2 separate regions of the Homo sapiens genome follow, and region 2 is linked to region 1. Evidence: chromatin loops called from intact Hi-C (ENCODE). Cell type or tissue: endothelial cell of umbilical vein. All regions are shown on one strand.

What was found. A loop is a pair of places that touch in the nucleus more often than their neighbours do. Peaks named below come from ENCODE experiments on the same cell type or tissue, not always from the same donor. Only the 100,000 strongest peaks of a DNase experiment are listed, where the experiment ranks them.
Region 2: a loop joins it to region 1, with 8 times the contacts of the local background. A loop is called at or near these places in 17 of 110 quality-filtered maps.

The regions. Positions count from the first base shown.
Region 1 is chr5:82,347,979-82,355,978 of GRCh38, forward strand. No RefSeq gene overlaps it. Among named protein-coding and RNA genes, the nearest start is that of RPS23, 74 kb to the left of the region's middle. RefSeq lists an enhancer at 4,316-5,515. In endothelial cell of umbilical vein, CTCF peaks have their summits at 1,883 (motif pointing right) and 4,016 (motif pointing right); DNase peaks (open chromatin) are centred at 4,063, 4,493 and 4,653; H3K27ac peaks cover 665 bases.
Region 2 is chr5:82,491,832-82,499,831 of GRCh38, forward strand. No RefSeq gene overlaps it. Among named protein-coding and RNA genes, the nearest start is that of RPS23, 220 kb to the left of the region's middle. In endothelial cell of umbilical vein, no CTCF peak of the experiment used is centred here; no DNase peak of the experiment used is centred here.

The sequences.
Region 1 (8,000 bases):
AAGATGGCCTTTGTTTCTTCATGATAACATCGCCTTTCTTTTTTTTTTTTTGAGACACGGTTTCATTCTGTCACCCAGGCTGGAGTGCAGTTGTGCATTCATGGCTCACCACAGCCTTGAACCCCCAGGCTCAGGTGATCCTCTCACCTCAGCCTCCCCAGTAGCTGGGACTACAGGGGCACACCATCAAGCCCCGGGTAATTTTTGAAATTTTTATAGAGACAGGATTTTACCATGTTTCCCAGGCTGGTCTTGAATTCCTGGGCTCTAGTGATTCCTCTGCCTTGGCCTCCCAAAGTGCTGGGATTACAGGCATGAGCCACCACACCCAGGTACTTGTTAAGCCTGAGAATAGAATTGCTGGCCCTCCTTCTATGTAAGCTCCCAGTCTGTCTGCAGAGGCCAGCCTTAAGGTTACTGTTTCTGCTGCTCAGATGGCCCCAAGCAGGGGGACTCCAGGTGTGATATTGGGTACATTGGTCATCCCTCTGCCTCCCACCTGGATGGAAACAGTCTGAGAGCCCTCTCTGTGGCTTGGTTTTAGGCAGGACCTTAGGACTTGTGGGTGAATTGATGGGGGAGATACACACTTACCTATGTCCTCTTTCCCAGCATGGGACTTGAATGCTGCTATTGGTGCACATTTCTGCAGACGTGTCTCTGGCTGTCAGGATGCAGAATGTTGGTAGGTCCAGTGTGGGGGCTGCCAAAGGCGGTGTCATGTGCTCTGTGGATTTTTGTGTGATTATAATGGTCCCATTTGAAGTTTTCCTGTTTGTTGCAGTAAAACCTCTCTTCAGTGTCTGTTACCTTTCTCTATATTCTTGGTGAAGGAGAGAGATAGTAATAAGGGGCCTAAATGAGGTAAGAAGAGCAGATGCTGTTCTCTGCTTCCTCCCTGCCACCAACATTCCTTCTGCCCTGTTTTTCCTGGCCAGCTGTGCTCTGGGCAGTCCAAGCCTGTGAACCAGCCACACCCAGGATCTGTGGTGGAGCTCAGTCCCAGACTGTTCTGGAAGAGTCGCCCAGAGGAGCCGTGTGGTCTCCCATTCAGCAACAGAGTACGGGATGGTCTCTCTGAAGGGCAGAGGGTCTGAGCACTGTCCCCTTCATGGCATCTAAGGCTGAAATGCTGAATGATGCAATGAGAGGATTCTAGGGGAGAAAAGGAGCTGTACATGGGCTTGATTCTTCCCTCCCCAGCTGGTGGACACAGCACCAGAGGTGGAGCTGGAGGGCCCTCCACTGACCCACATGCACTCCACTTTGCAGCTGTGCCCTGGGACACACTTATAATCTCAAAGTGTTATGAATTCCAACCACTGGATTCTACCCTACTTCTGACATAATCTTCTTGGGTTGATAGTAGCCTGTCTCATTACCGAGTATTTCTTCTTATGGGTAGCCCTGGTTAGTCATTTTCTTTTAACTTTTTGTTTAAAGAAGACCTGTAGATATGAGCTTTTTGTCAGAGATGATCTCTGCAGGCCTGAGTCTAAACTGTTAACCCTCTCTCAGAGAATGAGTGCTGGCTCTTGAATTTCAGGCGCTTTGACATTTACTGAGGGAAAGAAGGAGAATGGAAGGAGTGAGCATAAAGCGCTGACCTGAGTGGAATGGCGGGTCGACTTGCCAGAGCCCCGAGATGATTATACTCTCCCAGCTCTAGGACAAGCTGTCCAATTTCCCAAAAACCAATTTGACAATTGTCGAGTGACCAATTTGCTGAATTAGAAGAATTTACTAATTTACCAAATTGCTTATTTCTTTTATGCATTTCTAAAGACTTGAGCAATTGGCATGGGCTGGGTTGGCAGGGCCTGAAAGGGTTTGGAGCAATGAGTCAGAAGCAATGGTCTCTGGGAACAACCCTGTAGGTGGCGCCACTCTCTGGACTGAGAGGGGCACTGGGTGGATGGTGGAGAGTTAGGGGAGGCTTTGCTGCAGAGATCCGAGCCTTGCTGACTCTTCAGTTCTTGTTTTTAAAGCAATCCTTATTTTTGACCACCTTTTTTCCTTAAAAGTCAGTCAGCTCACCACTTTTGGATTCTTCCTTGACTTCCTGGCCGTACATACTTCCCATCCTCACGCTGCCTCACTTGTTTGGCTCTTCATCTCTCTCCTTCTCCTCCTTCACCCTGGAGCAACACCGGAGGCCTCTCATGTCCTCCCGTGGAGAAGTGGGAGAACAGCACAGCCCTTGCCTTACTATTTTGTTCTTACGACCCTCAGACCTTCAGGGGCTCACTTTCTCCCACAGCACTGTAGCCAAAGAAAGGTTTCTTTCCTAAGAGGGATTATGGTATCAGCTCTTCAAATACCATTAAATTTTTATTTTCTACACATAAACACATTCTTATGGTTTTGGAAAATGGAAGCAGTATAAAACCAAAATTTTTTGCAAACTCAGTGTGATAGCCTTCATATATTAGGCATTCAATGAATATTTTAGTGATTAACAAATGGGTGGTTTTTAATAATGAACCTCACCCTGTTATAACCAAATACTCGTGTCAGAGAAACTAGCTTGCTTTTATATCAAGATTATGGCCCTGGATTTTGATAATGCCACAGAAATATTGTCAAATGTTGTTCACTCGGCTCTGCTCTTTCCAAGTTGAGGTGAGCTAAGGGAGCCAACCAAAGTAAGGTTGGTTTCCTGCTCCTTTTCCCCCCCACTTAACCCTTTGCTTAAAAAGCTCTCCGAGGCCATAAACTACTAGGACACAACTCCCTATTAATTAGCCATTTATAACTATGTTTCTGTTGATTTTTTGGACCAATCATTAATTTGATAGGGTTATAGGAAGTCCTATGCTCCTGTAACTGAGAAGACACTGTCTAAGTGTGGGTCCAGATTGAGGAGGTCCTTTGGGGTCTGTTGCTTCTATCATTGGCCTGACCCACGCTGTCTCTCAAATTCAGACCTCTCAGAAAAAGGAAGAAAGGCTTCATCCGCAGTGGGCATTAAAAAAAATCATAAACATCTATTCATGGTCTTGGAATTGAATCTTAAGGCAAAGCAGGATCTCAGGTAAGATTGACAGATGATGAACTGGCAGCCCACACCCCATTCCTGTTGATATGTTCTACCTCTTTCTATTACTGGGGTGTGATTACTTCAAAGCCAGGAAGAGCTGCAATCTAATTTTAGAAGAATGCCCTTCTTTTACACGTTGGTGAGTATATATCTTAATATATGATGTATATATCTATATAATTTTAGTAGTTGTATAATAAAAATTGGGATAGGTAAACAAAAGAGAGCAGCTGAAAAGTCTACCTATAAAGGCTTCAGGCTAACATAGTTACTTATATTGCTTCTACCACAAATCTGTGGGGATGATTTTTATTTGTTGGGAAGGGTTGTCTCTGAATTTCCTGTAAAGTTTGGCATTTTAAATCTTTTTTTTGACTCTTCTCCTGTTAAATATATATCTTGGAAACTTGGCTGTTTCTGTTTCCTGAGCTTCACAGCGAACCAACAAACCAGCAGTAACTGTAATCCACCTCTTAAAATTTAATCCCTTGGGACAGTCCATCTCAATGGCAGAATAAGAAACACTCTCCTGGCAGAATAAGGGTGAAGATAAGCCTATTCCTGTACTTATCTGGGAGCACATGTAGGTATGAGTAACAAGACCAAGAGCTGCCAAGGGTGAAGGAAGATGTAGGAGCCCATGGATTGCATGAGGGAAATATGGATCCTGTGAAGGGCAAGTTGGTTTCTTTGTGTGGACGACCCAGATAAAGCAATGAAAATGGATAATAAGGACAGTAAGGACAAGTGCCTTCCAAGGCATTAAGGCAAATGAGATTGTAGCATGGATACAGAAGAGAAAGGAGAGAGAGAAAAAGTAGATGGAAAAGTAAATGACTCAAACCTTCCATTACTGAAAGTTCCAAATGTTTCTTTAATGGCAATCACCAGATTGTAGGCCTTCATTTTTCACCGGTCAGCATTCCCTCATCTTTCTGTTCATAACAAATGTGAGTTCCTCTTCTGACCACTAGAGGTCTCTAGAGAATCACGGATCAACATCTGAAGCCTCATACCCTCTTGCTATCAGCCACTCTAGGAGGTGGAAATGTTTATTTTTCCAACATGAATAGTCAGTCACATAGTCACAAGAGATCCAAGGCCTGAATCTTAAATTTCTAAAAATTAAAAAATGCATATAGCTGCTTCAGTGGGTAGCTGCCTACTCAACTTCAAGCTGGCACTGACCATCATCCCTCAAATATGTCCCTTGCTATTTTGATGGTAGAAATTCTGCTATTACACAGAATAACAGCACTGCTTCTACTAAAAAGGCAAATGCTGTGGAAGCCTAATTTATACAATCATAATGAGTTATTTATACGATAGTATGAGTGACTCCGTTGGGCCTTTGCCATTGTGATTACGAAGGATGACAGATCAGGGTTGGTGGGGAGATGAGGAGGGCAATGAAAGAGGAGGTGAAGACAAACTTCATCTACTTCACACCATTGCAGAGGTCTGACCCCAGGTCCTCTTCCAACTTCCTGCCCCTCAGTAAGTGCTGTGGGTGTGTAACCCAACTCTGGGGTCAAGTGAACAAACTGCCCTCAACTTCCTTAAGGCTTCCTGTTCAAGACGATGACTTCCAGACTTTACTGGGACACTGATATTATCACCTCTGGAGTCCTTGATGTGACTCTCTTCCTGGTCATATGGACTGTAGCTATTTTGGGCGTGTCCAACATGTTTGATAGTGCCGGTGATGACAAGTGTACATTTCAACATTCCATTATTTAGAACACGCATGTAATTATTTGTAATGAATCACTGATGACATCTGGAGAACAATGAAGTCCTCTTTTAATGTTTGGATGATTAGCTATCGGAAATTTTTACTTTGATGGTCTTTCATTTTTATCTCAAGGATTTTGGATATTAGTTCCTGTTGCACTCTGATGTACATTAATTTTTCCTACATTTATCTGTCCATCAAACATTTATTGAGAGTCTATTAATTTCCTCTTACACTGAAGGCTCTATAAATATGAGGATGAATAGGAAGAATAGGGCAGGGTTCTCAAGAAGTTCGTCAGTTGATAGAAGGGCCAGATATGTTGAGGCAGTTACGAAGTGCATGATAAATAGAGAAGTACGAAGTGCATGATAAATAGAGAAGTACGAAGTGCATTGGGACTAGGAAAAAAATAAAGAAATACTTCTAGAAAAATAAAGTCCATTTTCTCAGCTTGTTTGAAAGCCATCATCTGTTGTTGTTATTATTTTTCATCAGGGGACAGTAGTCTGATAATTCACCTTGATGCCTTTGGTATATTTTTTAATTGCTTTTAGCTCTTTTAAAAGGTGCTTACCACAGGGTTGAAGGGTAGAGTATATGTAAGGCAATGTGGCTAGAGCCTACTGGTATAACCCATTCCAAAGGAGTGACCTCTTATCTGGTCAAAGGAAGACCAGTGGCCAGTAGGGTTGCCTGTGTTTTCACAGTGGATATCCTGGAGCTCCTGAAGTTGGTACTACTGGAACACAGAACATTCCCTACTGAAGAGAATGTTATAAAGTGCATATGTTCTTTCTTTCTGCAATTTTCAAGGATTGTGCACATCTCTCAGTAACCTAGCCTTCTTTTGAAGCCTTGCTTACAAGACAGAAAATTAGGTGAGTGGCTGAGATTTAGAAGTGCGTATCTACCAAGGGGGAGAGAATAAACTGTCTTTTGAGCAGAGAGGTGGCGCGAAAGCTCACCAACTTCCTGGGTCCAGTATTCTCAGGAGGCCATCTCTTCTGCTGAGGATGGCTTCCTGCAATGGGCTGTGGGTTTGTTTTATCTCTGACCCAAAATAGCATTTGTATTCAGTTCTCTCAATGGAGAGAGTGGAGAGAGCAAATTTCATTTCTTCATTATGCAAAAAGACACATGTATTTATAATGAACAACTCCATTTGGCTTTTTACTTTTAGGTGGGCATAGACTTCAATTGATGCCAGATCCTCCTTTTTCCTTGGAGAATCATGCTTGTACTTTCTTAAATTACATTTATCTACCCTTCTGCATTTTCTTTACTCTGATATTCTTTTTGGAAACTTTTTTTTTTTTCAAACCTCCAAACCACAAAGTGAAACAACAGGGAACATGTTCTTACAACTGGGAAGTCAACATGACAGACATGTTTGGATGTCTGTTATATAGCTTGCTGTAGACCCATCTATTAATAAATAACTGAACGTGGCCGGGCGCGGTGGCTCACGCCTGTAATCCCAGCACTTTGGGAGGCTGAGTCGGGTGGATCATGAGGTCAAGAGATCGAGACCCTTCTGGACAACATGGTGAAACCCCGTCTCTACTAAAAATACAAAAATTAGCTGGGCATGGTGGTGCGTGCCTGGTTCAAGAGATTCTTGAACCAGGGAGTTGGAGGTTGCAGTGAGCTGAGATCGTGCCACTGCACTCCAGTCTGGTGACAGAGCGAGAGACTGTCTCAAAAAAAAAAAAAAAAATTGAACGTATATGAAGACTATAAGTAGGAAACTTACCCACCAAGAATTAAAAAAGAATGAAAAGGCTTTCTGAATCCAAGCTTTAACTTATTTTCAAAGCACTAATGTAGGCCAGTGGACATTTGTCACATGCAAGATGTATTAGGCATTGTGAGACCAGATTATGGAGAATGTGGGAAGCTAAGACTGACAGTTGCCAGGTTAGCATCTTCATGTTCCCTGAACAGAGGAAGAGATGTTGAGGTTGTCATGACATCACTCACAGAAGGCTCTTGCATCACTTTCCTCGTCTCCCTTTCATTACTAGTAAGACTTAGAATCCCAGAGGCCTTTGGTTTGCTTTTCTGCTTCTATGCTTCAGGGGACCTGGTACCGTGTAGTCATTAAATGAATGCCCAATAAGGCCCAAAGCCTGGAATCATATTTGCATCCTGTTGACATATATTTACATAGGTTGCTATCATTATCTGTTTTTGATCACCCTAAAGGGGCTTTGGAAACACAAGTATTATACATCATAATTTTTGAGGAACAATATCTTTCTTTGATGGCTTTGAATTTGGAGGTCTTAGAACCAACTTGTTATGGGTGAAAATTGCAAAACCTAGGTGTGGGGTTGGGGGGAAGTTGGAGAACAGAACAATGCTATTGACAACTTGATATTCCAAGAGCAGAGAAAGCTATTTCAGGATATGTTTTCTCGTTTTGGACATCAAATGCCTATCCAAGTTCTGGAAAATGTGGCTCAAGGGTTGCATGGGTCCTGGGCAGCTCTTGATCTGAAGTCCCTCATCCTGGCCTTTGATCTCCCACTCCTTTACTGTTGCCAGGATGGAGGGTGATGGAGTTGAGTTCACATCAGCATTTGAAGTAATGCGGTCCTCATACTGTCTTCTGCTCGAGTTTACTCAGGTTCATTACAGGGGTGGGGTTAGAGGGCCATTTGTCTTGGGCCTCAGATTGAAGAAGGGCCTCAAAGCTGAACTTTAAAATCTTTCTCCAAAACATGGTGTGCATATGGTTATTAAAATTATTATTGGGACAAAAACATTTATTTGCTAAATATAAATGTATGAAAAATACCATAATTTTTGTAGCAGTATTTTAACACATTTTAAAAAATATATTAGAAGTGTCCAAATGTGGAATTGGCTCAGATGTCTCAGCTTCTGAGAAGCTCAGAATTTACCACCAAACAGCAGCCAACGTATGAGGTCCCTTGGGCTTTCGTCCCATGCCAAATGACCCAGCTGATAGAGCCTAAGAACAGATTAGATTCCCTACAGATCCTGATCTTTGAGTATGTACTTCAAAGTGGGGTTTTTAACATCAGTTTTTAAACTTTGCTCTGCATGCTTGTAGGACACTAGCATATTTTGACTTATAAGAATTAATATTTTACCCATTGAAAAAGTACCCCTACTGGGCCACATTTTTAACTATTTAAATTGGGAGAAAAAAGCTGAAATACCCAGAGTTCATGGAGAAAAAAGTGAAATAGGATC
Region 2 (8,000 bases), 140 kb after region 1:
TTGTCTAAAATTGTTACATGTAAATACAGTACATTCTGTAAACTCCCCAAACATCAATTCATTAATATAATCAAACATTCAGTATTCACATGGTCCTATATTTTTGTATCCCCCCTTCTCTGGATAATCTAGAATATTCCTCATCTCCCAAGGAGTTTGCATATATTCTTCCCCTCTACCTTTGCTTCTGCTTGTTTTTCTGTCTGGAACATCCTCCTTTGTCTCTGCCATAGGTCACCCCCCAGCCTTCAAGACCTAGCTGAAATATCTGCATCCCTCTCTTTCAGATAGAAGGTACTAATCCTTCTTTTGAACTTTCACAGCATCTTTGTAACAGGTATGCATCCTAGTCCCTACATCCAGAGGTGTGAGAAATACCACCTTATTGCCTTTAATTTAATTTGATTTCAACTCTGAACCTACGTGATAGGGCAGGAGTCCCCAACCCCTGAGCCACAGACCAGTACCAGTCTGTGGCCTGTTAGGAAGCAGGCCACACAGCAGGAGGTGAGCAGTGGGTAAGTGAAGCTGAGCCCTGCCTCCTGTCAGATCAGCAGCAGCATTAGGTTCTTATGGGAGTACGAACCCTATTATGAACTGTGCATGTGAGGGATCTAGGTTGCATACTCCTTATGAAAATCTAATGCCTGATAATCTGTCACTGCCTCCCATCACCCCCAGATGGGACCGTCTAGTTGCAGGAAAACAAGCTCAGGGCTCCCACTGATTCTACATTATGGTGAGGATGTAATCATAACAGAAGTAAAGTGCACAATAAATGTAATGCACTTGAATCCTTCCCACCCCTCTCCCACATCTGTGGGAAGATTGCCTTCCATGAAACCTGTCCCTGGTGTCAAAAATGCTGGGGACGGCTGTCATAGGGAATAGACAGTAAATTCCACCTCAATCATTATTGGAGTCCCTTCTGCCTCTCAGCATCATACCTCTCCATTCTTTCATCTCTTCAATTTCCCAGAAGATGGAGAAGTACCTTTAATCTCCCTCTCATAATATCCCTGATGACTTTATAGTCTTGGGTCTTGGTGGCCCCTTGAGGTTGAGAAGTTCTTTCCTTCCAGATGGCATGTGAGGCTCAGGAATCCTTGCCAAAGCTGGCAACTCACTGCCGAAATTCTTGCTCTCTTATCCCAGGAAGTAGCCAGCCTGACTGAGATTGCACCATGAAGCACAGCATGGGTACCATTCACCTCCAGGAGCCACAGTCCTCTCTCTCCTTCCCATACCACTCCCCTGGTATGTCTCTCCCTCTTGCCTGCCCTTTAATAACTCCTGGTGTTAATCTCTTCCAAAAGCTTTCTAACTTACAAAAGACAGCTCTTCTTTTTGTTCCTGCAAAAATAATTCCCCAAGTTGCATGGTACAAATTGGAGTGATATCATGAGGCTCCACATTATGTCATCTTCCTGGGACAGGTGTGTTCAAGTTCCATTTCTTTTCATTCTTATTTCTTTAGTTAGCCATTTGCAATTGCAATCCTGTTCTGTGTTTGCTAAGATGACAACAGTATTCTGTCCACTATGCATAGTGAGGTGACTAAATCTCAACCTCAGAGCCAGACACCCTGGGAAGGAAGCCCTGCTACACACCTTACTAGTTGTGTGATCTTGGGTGAGATAACCAAACTGCTCTTTGCCCCAGTTTCTTCATCTCTAAAGAGGAGATAAAAATGTTTCTCAGCTCAGGGAATTGTTACAAAGAATAAAGAAATTAATATTTGTGGTGTGCTTAGAAGCCTTGCACTTGGCATCATATAGGTCAATAAGTAAAATATGAGGTAAATTGCTACTATTTCATTTTAAGATGTGACAACTTAACATAGGAAAGTTAATTGCCCAGGTTCACACAGCAGATAAGTGGGAGGGCAGAGAAGGGATTATAACTAAGTTAAGCAATTGAAATATCTTATGCTAACTAACTTTATTTAAAAATCCTTAACCTTCAAGCCATATAAATTATGCAGTAATTATCCTAATAAATTGTTAGTCTTATGTCCTGGCAAATAACTTGCTTTCTAAATCCAAACACAGTTTGCTTCCCTTATATATAATTGAATGACATTTTCTTCCAAATTACACAATCTCTTTTCATTGTTTATAGGGTCCTATTATGGAGTGAATCTATACCTAATTATAGTGGTTTGCTATTTCAGGATTTGCTTCTTTGACTCAGTAGATTTCAGAATATAGACTGATTGGGTATTTCAGCCTGTCAGTTTATAGAATTGATATGGACCAAAAGTTTTCCATTCCACATGAGAAATTTCATTCTAGTCATTAGATTTGACTAGTCACTATATTTGGTTTGCACATGCAGGGTGATCAACATTGCTCTGATTTTGAAAGTTCCCACAGCTGTTACTTCCTCACTGCTGAGTGGGTTGTCAGCACCCTTGCGATGTCTTCTCCCTGTAATGGAAGATTTAAAAAGAAGAATTATGATGTTACCAGCCTATATGATAAACTAGGTGTATTAGTCTGCTGAGGTGCCTTTAAAAATACCATATATGGAGTGACAATAACATATTTCTCACAATTCTCGAGCCTGGAAAGTCCAAGATCAAGGTGTCATTTGATTTGCTTCCTGGTAAGGGCCTGCGTCCTGGCTTGCAGATGGCCATTTTCTTGTGTTCTCACATAGTAGAGAGAGAGCTCTTTCTCCTTCTTTCTCTTACAATGCCACTAATCTCATCATAGGACTGCTACCCTCATGCACTCACTTAACTCTAATTAACTTCCGAAGGCCTCATCTCCAAATACCATCAAATAGAGGGTTAGGGCTTCAGAAGATAAATTTCTGGGGGACACAATTCCATCTATAGCACTAGGTTCAGGAGTTTATCATTTAGAGAATTAACAAGAGCAGTAAATGAACACATTATTGGTCTCTCAGAGCCCTCTCAGCCATTCAATTCATACAGCACAAACTTGCAAAATTTAGATTTGAAGTGAAGGCTGTATGTACATGAAATGTGTCAGAGATCCTAAGAGATCATTCGTTTGTTCATTTTCTAACCCATGATTTTTAGTGTTAGATGCTGAATATATTCAATGACCTGGCTGCCACTGGCCTGGTATAGCTTGTAATTTTGCTATTATATGACATCAATTTTAACCAAACATTCAGCATTCTCAGAGAAGATACAGTACTAATGTAAGTGCCTAGTTTGTATTTAAGAGAGGCATCTGAAACAGAGTTACCTGTTTCTTCTAGATCTGCATAATCCTGAAGAGTGGAAGCTATCATCATAGTGTGAATTTAGAGACCTAGAAATATCTCCTGCCCCCTACAGGAGGCAAACTTGACTGAAATGGTATTATTCTATCATCATACCACAGACTCATTTTTTAAGACATTTTGTAAACAAATAACTTGTATTATTGAATGCTTCTTTTGTACCTGATAATATACTAGATACTGGGAATACAAAGTGAACAAGACAGACAAATGCAAGACAGATACTGGGAATGTAAAACTTCCTGCACTGAGAGAGCTTACATTTGAGAAGGCTGGGAGTGAACAGTTACAAATAAACCAATAAATCAAAAAATAAATAAAATTGTAAATAGAGTAGGAAGAAAATAGAATGCAAGGATAGCATGAGTAATCAAAGATGATCTCTCTGAAGAAGTAAAATTAAGCTGAGATCTAAAGAATGAAATGGAATAATTATGTCAAGAGCACAGGAGTAAGTGTTCTAGGCCGAAGAAATAGAAAGTGCAAAAACCTTGATGGAGAGAGAGGCAAGAATTTGTAGGAGTCCAAACTACAGATAATTATGGTTTGAACTAGGGAACTAGGGTAGTGGTAGTGATAAGGAAGAGAAGTGGAGAGTATAAGAGTTTTACATATGCAATAAGATTTTTATGGCAGGAAAGTCAGGTCTTGATGATTTGGATTTAGGAGTGAGAGATGACTCCTAGGATTTTGATTTGACAACTGGGTGTATAGAACTCCTTTTTACTGTCAAAGGGAATAAGTGAAGAAGACCCATGTCTAGGGAGAAAAACCAAGAGTTCCAGTTTAAGTTTGAGAAACCTCTAGACATCCAGTGAGATGTCATGTTGTTAACTGGATGGATGAGTCTGGAACCCAGAGTAGAGGTCTGGGCTATAGAAATAAATTAGAGTGGTGAGCATGTGACTGCTATTTAATGTCATGAGAATTAACGGAATCACCTCAGAGGAGGAAGAAAAGGAAATAGAAAAGGTGGCCTAAGATAGAACTCTGAGGACCCATTTAGAGGTAAGAAAGAGAAAAAGATGACAGCAAAAGAGACTGAGAATAAACTGTTACCAAGGGAGGGAATTTAAAAAGGGGAAGAGGGGGAAGGGGTGGAGCATTATAGCAGAGCTAAGTGAGGTGATAGTTTCAACATACAAAAAATGTCCAAAACAAGAACATTTCAATGAAGAGATAAGGCTAGATGTCAGATTAGAATGGGTTTAAAGGTAAAGTAGGACTTAAGTTTCTGACAGTATAGCAGACTAAACACCAGAAACCTTGTCCCAGTAAAAACAACAAAAAAAAATTCTGGATAAAAAATTTTTTTGAGAAGCTTTATAATTACATAACTGGCAAGAAAGTAAAATCCTCAGATATGAAATGGACAAGGAAGCATGAATTCAGAGAGGTCAATAAATCATCTCGGACAAATGCAAGTCTTGGGTGGGATGGAGTTTGGGTTTTTGGGAACACCTATTCCAGCCTATGGCTGATCTAAGGTGGGATAATAAATCCAAGACCCATGCACAAAACTGAGACTACTGAATGACAATCCCTTTAGAGGCTGAGTTTAAAACAAATCCCACTCCACAGAAAGCCATAGAAAGGAAATGTGCCTTCTTAGCCTTGCTTCTGAATAGAGGGGGAGAATGTCTACCCTTGAGAATTTCCAACCACAAGACCACCCTTATGTATGCTTGGAGAAATAATTTATGCTATTCCCAAGTAGCTCAAAAAAACTTGAAGCTGAAAATTTAAAGTAGTGTTCAATTGGAAATATACTTCTTCTCCCTTTCCAAGCTTGGCAGTTGCAAATACAACTTAACTCTGAAAACAAAAAAAAATTTTAAAGAATTCACATGGATAAAGGTCCAAATAATTAACTTCACAATTTTAAAAATTACGAAACATCTGAAGAAATAAACCACCAAAAGCTAAAAACAACAAATTGTAGAATCAGACATAAAAATACTATAGATATTGGCTAACTCAGATTCAGTTGTATAAGTTTACTTGTTTAAATAAATAAAGTATAGAATTGAAAATGTTAGCAGAAAATAAGAAATTATCAAAAATTACCATACAGATTTGAAAAAAACCATAATTGAAACTAGACACTCAATAGACATATTAGACACAACTTACTAGGGAATTAGTTTGGAAGATAAATCTGAAAAAATAAAAGCTAGCATTCATGACAGGGATAGAAAGAGTTGGAAATATGAAAGACATATTAAGTGACATGGAAGATAGAGAGAGATGGTCTACCATATAGTTAATTGCATACTAGAAAGAAAATAGAAAAAATGATTAAGAGAAAATCTGCAAAGAAATATACCTGATGATTTTTCAAAAATTAATGAAAGATATGAATTTACAGATTTAAGAAATATAAAATAACATGTTTATCTAGAAAAAGTTTAGCAAAACTGCATAATATCTAAGAGAGATCTTAAAAATATCTTAAAAATATGAAAGACAAATGGCCTACATTGATTTATAAAACAATAGTTTTAAGATTTAATTTGTGGAGTTAATGAAAAACAAGCTAAAATGCTTAAGAAAATAAATCTTGTAAACCAAGAGGAAGGATTAGGTGTAAAACATACTAATTCCTTGTATTATTTAACAGGAAAGAAAAGTAAATAACTTACACTGTTTATATTGGATTATGTATGTATATTAAAATTTGTAAAGCCATCAACTAAATGAATGTAAGAGGGTATATGTGTTTTGAACAATAGGAAAAAATGAAATTTATTAAAAAAGTAAGAAAAGAAGGCAGGAAACCAAGAAAGAGAAGAAAAATGAATGCAGAAATGTTGGGACAAAAAAAAAAGCACCCTAAATAGGTAGTAATAAATCTGAATATATCAATAATAATAGTTGTAAGGTGAGCTCTCTAGTAAAAGGTATAGATTATCAAGACTGGATTTTAAAAAATCCAACCATATACTGTTTGTAAGATCATATCTAAAACATAAAGACCAAAACGTTTTAAGTAAAACAACAGAAAATGATAAATGCAATAATATAAGTTATATAATAATCGTATAAACAATAAAATGCAAACCAAGAGAAAGTTGGTATAGTTATATTGTGGAAGATAAAATCGACTTCAAGAAAAAAAGCATTATATAAGTTATGAGGTCATTATATCGTGATACAAGTTTTAAATCACTGGTAGGAGGATTGTGATGTGCTACCCATATCCCTCTTCAGGATTAAAGGACTTATCATTTCAGTGGCTGGGAGTGTCACCAGCAGATAGCCCTTAACTGCCAGTTTCTTAAGAAGACGGGGGCCTCCTCAACCAACTTCACACCCACTTTCCAGGGCAGCTCAAACGAAATGACTGATAGACCAACATGGTGCACTCCGAATGGTCAATCGATCTTTAGAACTCCCCACATGGTCAGTTCAGGCTTTCCATTGAGAATGCATCACATCTTGACTTCCCTCTCTGGCCAATCCTGCTCCCTCCCCTCCCCTCCCCTCCCCTTCCCTTTTGAGACAGAGTCTCGCTCTGTCATCCAGGCTGGAGTGCAGTGGCGCAATCTTGGTTCACTGCAACCTCCGCCTCTCAGGTTCAAGCGATTCTCCTGCCGCAGCCCCCCGAGTAGCTGGGACTACAGGTGCGGGACACCATGCCGAGCTAATTTTTGTATTTTTAGTAGAGACGGGGTTTCACCATGCTGGCCAGGCTGGTCTTGAGCTCCTGACCTTGTGATCCACCCGCCTCGGCCTCCCAAAGTGCTGGGATTACAGGCATGAGCTACTGCGCCTGGCCTTGCCTTTCTCAATAAACCTCCTGCATGCTAATTTCTGTCTCAGTCTTGGCTTCCTTGGAAACCCAATCTGCAACAAATGGTACCTGAGTGGCCAAAGAAAACAAACTTGGGAATGAGATTTTAAAGCTGTATCATTGACTCTCAGCTGGCCCTGGAGACTTCAAAACTGATGGTAGGTGGAACACATTTAGCTCCTGGCATAAAATAGAAAATGGTTTAATTGTTAGAACTTTCTGTGGTGGAGAGTTGGAATGATCTATCAATGGAAAGAAATGCACTAGTTTGCATGATGTTTCTAGCACTTGAAAATTACAGGAAAATAGTAACTATAAGGACAATGGAATTGGATGACCATTGCTAAGCTCAACTGATGCTCTAGAGAAAACAACAAAAAGCTAAGACCATTTAATTGACAATTAAAAGCTAAGTGTGAAAGCCAGAGGGTCTCCTTGGTAACATATAAAGCAACAATTCATCTTCTACAGTAGAAAGGCAGAGAGAGCCCAACACTTAGTTATGAAATTAGTAGAGCTCCAAAGTGAGTTAAACATCCAGCCAAAACATATCTGGTATGGTAGGACTTCAAAACTATAGAGGCATGGTGCTAATATATATATCTTTGGACTCAAATATTACAATGAGTGGCAAGGTTGGAGGGGCTGCTACAGGAGCCTGAGCCACAGAGAGTTTTGGAGATGGCTAATAGAACATGAGATCCCTAGGGGCTAAATAGATGGGCAGCCAACAAGGACATTACAGAATCTGTACTATCAAATGAAACCAACGACAAACAATCAGGAGGCTGAGGGCAGGCCACCCAAAAGTCATAATCCCTTGCCCAGCTTCTGGACAGGAGTCAGTTTTTGAATTCAGAACCCACTGAAAATCAGTTTTAAAGAAGTCAAGAAAAGGTTTATTCCCAATCCATAGTTATAAAACCACTAGTTGAGGAACATGCTTTTC